Regions from separate parts of the Homo sapiens genome. Here region 1 is linked to region 2. Evidence: read pairs that join two places in POLR2A ChIA-PET (ENCODE). Cell type or tissue: MCF 10A. All regions are shown on one strand. Links, peaks and the distances in the headings refer to the core of each region. The heading gives the core; the rest is flanking DNA. Region 1 has its middle 120 kb from the start of MIR466. Region 2 has its middle 55 kb from the start of MIR466.

Region 1 (2,923 bases), core at 329-2,828, 63 kb after region 2:
CCCATGTACCTAAACACGTCAAATAATCATGTTTGCTTCTCTTTCTGGACACTTCAGGGGCCCTCTGAAATATTCAAAAAGCCAGGTGCCAGGGAAGACAATTTTGAAACTGAAGTTTGATTTTGGGAGGCTGCTATATATGTTCGGGGTTTAAAACACTTGATGTTATGAAATAGAATTCCAGGTTACCATAAGTTATTTATTTTGCCAAAATGACTCAGAAATTTTAAAGAAGCAAAAAGCTTTTATAACCCTTTAGAAATTTTGCCAAAGAACAGATTAGCCCCTTAGGAAAACCTTATTATTCTTTTATTTCAATGTTAAATTTACAGAAAAACCATATAATATCCTTTTAGGAATTTAGTCAATATGTTCACACAGAGAACCTCTTTTGCAAGATTAATTTCTAGAATTCTTCTACCACTTCTTTGAACCTTCAGCTTTTTCCTAATTTAAAACAATCCTTTAACCCTAGGCCAAAGTTAACATTTCCATACCTTCTTATAAACTTTTACAAAAAAGAAAAAACATTTTACTGTTCTTCCACATCTTCCATGTAAATCTATTTCAGGTAGTCTCAATTACATGTTATAATGGTAACTCCTAGCAATTCTTAACTTTTAAGGGGAAACCTGGTAAGTTGCTATAATTATATCTAGGTGCAGGCAAAGTTTGACTCCCAGCATAATTAAGGGTGTGGTTAGTTCCTTATGTCCTCCTCAGGCCTTACCAGTTGTGAAGCCAGCAAGTCAAATAGTTCTTAAAACTCAAAAAGCAGTTTATAATTTTAAAACACTTAGCAAATCTTGCATCTGACCTTCATTATTTAGCCCACCTATTTACATCTTAATGACACCTGCATTTTACCAATAATATTTAAGTCTGCTTTCATTTCTCAAAGATGAAACTCATGTGAACTGAAAGGTACCACAGCTTTTAACTTCCCTTAAAAAATGTTTGATCCAAGCGCTTATCTTTCTTTAGGCCAAATTAACTAGAGCTCTTTTTACAGACATCACACATAGTACACACACAGGCAGAAGAAAACCCAGTCACTGGGTGGGGCTAGAAGAGACAGGGCTAGAAGAACATGCAGATGCCAAACCAGAAAGAAACTTATTCCCTAAGGCAGGATTACTAAACAAAGCCATGCCCTCAGGATGTAAAACAAGGTGGAGACTCCATTTCACAACCAAAACTTTGCAGAAAACACAAAAAGTGATAATTCTGGAGCCTGCCCTAGTAAAAAATGTTTCTAAAAGAAAAAAAAAAACTTTAAAAGTTAACTTGCTGATAGGGTAGAGAAGGGGAAAGAAAAGAAACAGTTTAAAAATGCCTGGGGAAGAACCTCTTACTCTTACGCAAGTGGTTTCTCCACCATAGACACAAGTTTAATGGCTGTGAGTCAGAGCTGGCCTCCCCCTGGTGTGGGGAGGAGGAGACTCTGTGGATGTGTGGTAGAAAATGTCAGCCAGTAGCTGGTGGCACCTTGGGCTATGTGTCCCAGCCCCGTCAGGGAGGGGAGGGTGGAGGGTAGATGTTGCTCTCTGATCCATCCTGAAAAATGAAGGAAAAGTCCATGAAAAGGCACAAGAGTGATGAGGGGGTAGGGACATGTTTCCTCCACCCTCAGAAGTCCAAGGATGAAAATGCTTAGGAGCAACAGTGAGAGGTTTTGAGTCCCCATTTCACTCACCACTTCTCAGGCCCCATATTGGGTGCCACAAATGTTGCAGGACTTTAGTTTGGCTAAAGATGGGGTCCTTGTCCGTCCCATGGCCATAAAAATTTAGGCTCATAGATGGTTTGAAGGGTGGGTAAAGCAGGGTTTTATTGGGTGAAAAGGAAGAAAAGGAGGAAACAGGGACTCTCACAAGGCTAGAGTCCCTGCTAGAACACTGCCCGCCTGGTCATTTGAATCCCAGTTTCCACACAGGAAGAGGAGGGGCCACGCTCCTCCCTGCTGCAAACGGCATGAACTTCCTAAGGCTCTCTCCCAGTGTGCAGGCTGGCTGGAGTTTCTCTGGGGATCCCCTCCCTCCTGGCTGTCTCAATAGGAAAGTAAAGATGAGCAAAACAAACATGGAGTTAACAGTTTAGTAAGAGAGACAGACAATTAAACTACCGGAAGTACTTGTGTTATTGGGTTACTCTCTTGATGCCCATGTAAGACAGCCTAGATCAGCACCACCCCCCACCTTCCAAATGACCCGAAGACATCTAAGAAATGGATACTTATTGCTATATGCCATGGAGACTTTGTGATTGTTTCACAGCAATTGTTGACCAATAAAGCATCCTTGACAGTTGCAGAGTTGATTTTCACGAAGAGTGATCCAGGAAAATAAATGCTCTGGTTTCACTCTGTTTTCTCCATTCAATATCCTTACAGAGCTAGAGGGCAAAGACGACCATTGATGTAGATCATAGAGATTATCCCTCTGAGATAGAGAATAGGGAGGTGAAGGTAGAGGGTGGATCTAGGTGAAATGGAGACTATCTAGCTCAGAGACCTAAAGGCCAAGTAAAAGCTAACCAGTAAAGGGAGCAAGTACTAAGCTAATGATATAGCATGAGCAAAGGCCCTTGGGTGGGGGACAGCATGGTGCCTTAGAGAAACAGACCAATGTGACAACAAGATAGAGACTGAGATAGTCCATAATGAGAGTTGGAAGGTAGGCAAGGGCCTGTGCTTGGACAAGGATGCATAACTTATTTTGAACTGTCTCTTAAAACGGTTTTTTGCAAGGATAGGGAGTGACATAATTTTATTTATGTTTTTAAAAAGACAACTCTGGCTGCTGGGCTAATAACAGATGTGAAGGGAGGTGAGGGAATATGAGGAGGCCAGTTAGGGAGCTGTTATAATTTACTTCTTCAAATATTGAGTTGTTGCTGCTGAGCCAAGTGACTGCATTAGCCA
Region 2 (2,923 bases), core at 305-2,804:
GTGCAAGTAGACCTATTTCTTTAGGATAAATTTCCAGGAATGAAATATTGAGTTGTTACATAATATCTTGGTAAATAGCGCTAAGTTGACCTGCAAAAAATTGTACTAATGTCCCCTACCTTCAGTAAGGAGAAGAGTTCCTATTTTTAAAATTAAAATTCCCACCAACAATATATATTACCAATACTTTTAAGTTTTGAAAATTTGTTAAAAGTTATATTTTATTGTTGTTTTTACTTGCATTTTCATATTCACTAATGGACCAAGTGTCTTGTTTTCCATTTGTATTTCTTCTTGTGTGAATTATCAAATCATCTTTGCTCATTTTTTAAATTGATTTATTCATTTAAAAATCAATTCGTAGAAGCGATTTAAATAAAATGTACTTTTGGCCATTAGTCTATAATATGCATTGCAAAGATTAGCTTCAAGTATATTTGTCTTTAAACTCTGCATTAGGTTTATCCATATAGAAGTTCTATACGGGGGATTATTTTGTGTTACATTTACTAAGGATACCCAAATCCCAAAGTATAAAAGCATGATCTTATATTTTTCTAATATTTTCTATTTTTCTTTTACATTTATTTGTAAGTTTTTATTCATCAGAATTTATTTTTGTGTATGACATAATAATAGATATATGTACAAGAATCTTTTGAAGTATTGTTTGTAGCAATAAAGTTAGGAAACAACATAAATGCTCTTTATTAAGGGAGGAATTATATATATTTTGGTAAATCTATACCATAGGGCACTATATAACCTCCTAAGAAACAGGTTCAAACCTATTGATATGGAAGTATGTCTTTGTTGTATTAATAGAGGATGAATTTCAGAGAAATGTATACACTATGCACTGTGAGGACTTATGATTAAGGCCACGTAGATTGTGTATTGCTAACTCCATAGGACAGTGATATGATTGGCATCCCTTGAGTTAGGCAATATAGTAATTCTCTTCACTGTACCACCCTAGTCACTGACATAGGTGATGCATACTCTGTTGATCTTTTGTGAGTTTCCCTTATCTTGTTTTCGCTTTTGGTATACTTCTGCAGTTTCTCTTTCTTAGTGAAACCCTCACTGGGGTTTCAAGAAAGCTGGAGGCTGGCTTTATTCCAAGGCATCTAATAGTACCATGGAACATATGCAGGCTTCCTCACTAGACTGCAGTGTACAGACCCACTTCCACCCTAGCCTCTCTTTTCACTTTGTGAATGTGAGAGCCCACAGCAGGTTCCTACTTTTTGACCTCTCCAGGCAGAATCAGGCACTATTCTCCCCTTCCCTCCACACTCCTAACTCTTGGGATCATATATCAGATTCTCCAAGAATATTATCAAGCTTGTTATGGGGACAGTCTTGGGTGGGCCTATGAGTTTTTACAGCTTAGTAACTATCCATCTTGGAACTGTATACAGGGAAGAACAAGATAGGCAGGAGGTAGTTAGAGGCGAGGGAAGAAAGAGAATGTTATAATAGAAAATTATGGCCTGCTTACTGTGGCAGATAGAATTATTGATCCCAACACTCTCCTATAGGAGGTGTACACAGCAAGCATACCTCACCTCCTTTGCTGTGGTCTCCTCATGGTCAAGATGCATTTCCTTGCCTTTCTAACTTGGGATTGTCCATATAGTTTGCTTTGGACATAAGATCTTACTGGACATAGATTGTGTCAAGGCTTGAAATATTCTAGCATGACTGGGCTTGCTCTATTGCGCTGCACATCTGCTATTATCCTGGAAGAACTTGCCCCAGGGAGCCCTCTTGTGCCAGAAGAATGAGTCAGGTGAAGTAGAGTGAATTGAAGTCCTAGCCTGCAGTCAAGTCTACATAAAAAAGAATGAAATCGTGTATTTTGCAGCCATGAGTAGAACTGGAGGCCATTATCTTAAGTGAAACAACTCAGAAACAGAAAGACAAAGACTGCATGTTCTCACTTGTAAGTGGGAGCTAAATAATGTGTACCCATGGACATAGAGTGTAGAGTGGTAGACACTGGAGACTCAGAAGGGTGAAGGGGTCGGAGAGGGGTGGATGATGAGAAATTACTTAATGGGTACAACGTATATTATTCAGGTGATAGATACACTGAAAACAAACTTCACCACTACACAATGTATCCATGTAACAAAATTGCACTTGTACCCCTTATCAAAAAAAAAAAAAAGTCAGCCTAGCTGACACCATCCTCAATCTGTGATCCCTGATTGATCTAAAACACACAAATGAGAAAGAAATGCTTGCTGTTGTAATTCACTGAGTTTTGGCATGGTTTCTTGTGAAGCATTCTTGTGAAAATGATTGACTGATTTTTCCTTTATTCTATGAAAACACAATCCTAATTTTATTGAGGCAACAAATAACCTCAACTAAAATAATACATTTTTAAGATTTCTTAATTGCTAAGTGTGTCAGTGTGACTAAGTTTTGGCCAGTGGGATGAAATGCTGAATCAGATTTCTGAGAAATCTGATTAAAAGGAACTGACTCAGCTGAGACATATACTCCTTTTGCCCTTTCCTCCTTCCTTCTTGCTTCCAACTTCACACATGTGAAAACCGCAACTTCAGTGGCCATCTTTGAGTCATAAGGCATCTTTGGGCTGGAAGCTAAGCTCTAGGATGGTGAAGGAGAAAAAGAAGAGCCTCAGTCTTTGATGACTGTGAACCACCGTAACATTCTAAATTGCATACCTCCAGACTTCTCTCATTTAAAAGAAAAAAATTCTACCTTGTATGAATCACTCCTAATTCTAATTGATAGTGTAGTATAATGTTGAATGAGAATGTAGATTAAAACTATCTATGCTAATACTACAAATACATTAAAATAGAATATCTGTAAGAACAAGGACTAGAAGTTAGTAGGGTCAAATGATAACAATGATTTTATTATGTGAAGGTCAATATTTGCT

The links. ChIA-PET counts read pairs that join two places held together with the same protein. Peaks named below come from ENCODE experiments on the same cell type or tissue, not always from the same donor. Only the 100,000 strongest peaks of a DNase experiment are listed, where the experiment ranks them.
Region 1: POLR2A ChIA-PET joins it to region 2 with 50 read pairs; 2 of 35 experiments call an interaction of 5 or more read pairs at or near these places.

What each region holds. Positions count from the first base shown.
Region 1 is chr3:31,041,808-31,044,730 of GRCh38, reverse strand. No RefSeq gene overlaps it. Among named protein-coding and RNA genes, the nearest start is that of MIR466, 120 kb to the left of the region's middle. In MCF 10A, for the core only: no CTCF peak of the experiment used is centred there; DNase peaks (open chromatin) are centred at 1,100 and 1,400.
Region 2 is chr3:31,105,234-31,108,156 of GRCh38, reverse strand. No RefSeq gene overlaps it. Among named protein-coding and RNA genes, the nearest start is that of MIR466, 55 kb to the left of the region's middle. In MCF 10A, for the core only: no CTCF peak of the experiment used is centred there; DNase peaks (open chromatin) are centred at 1,086, 1,766 and 2,536.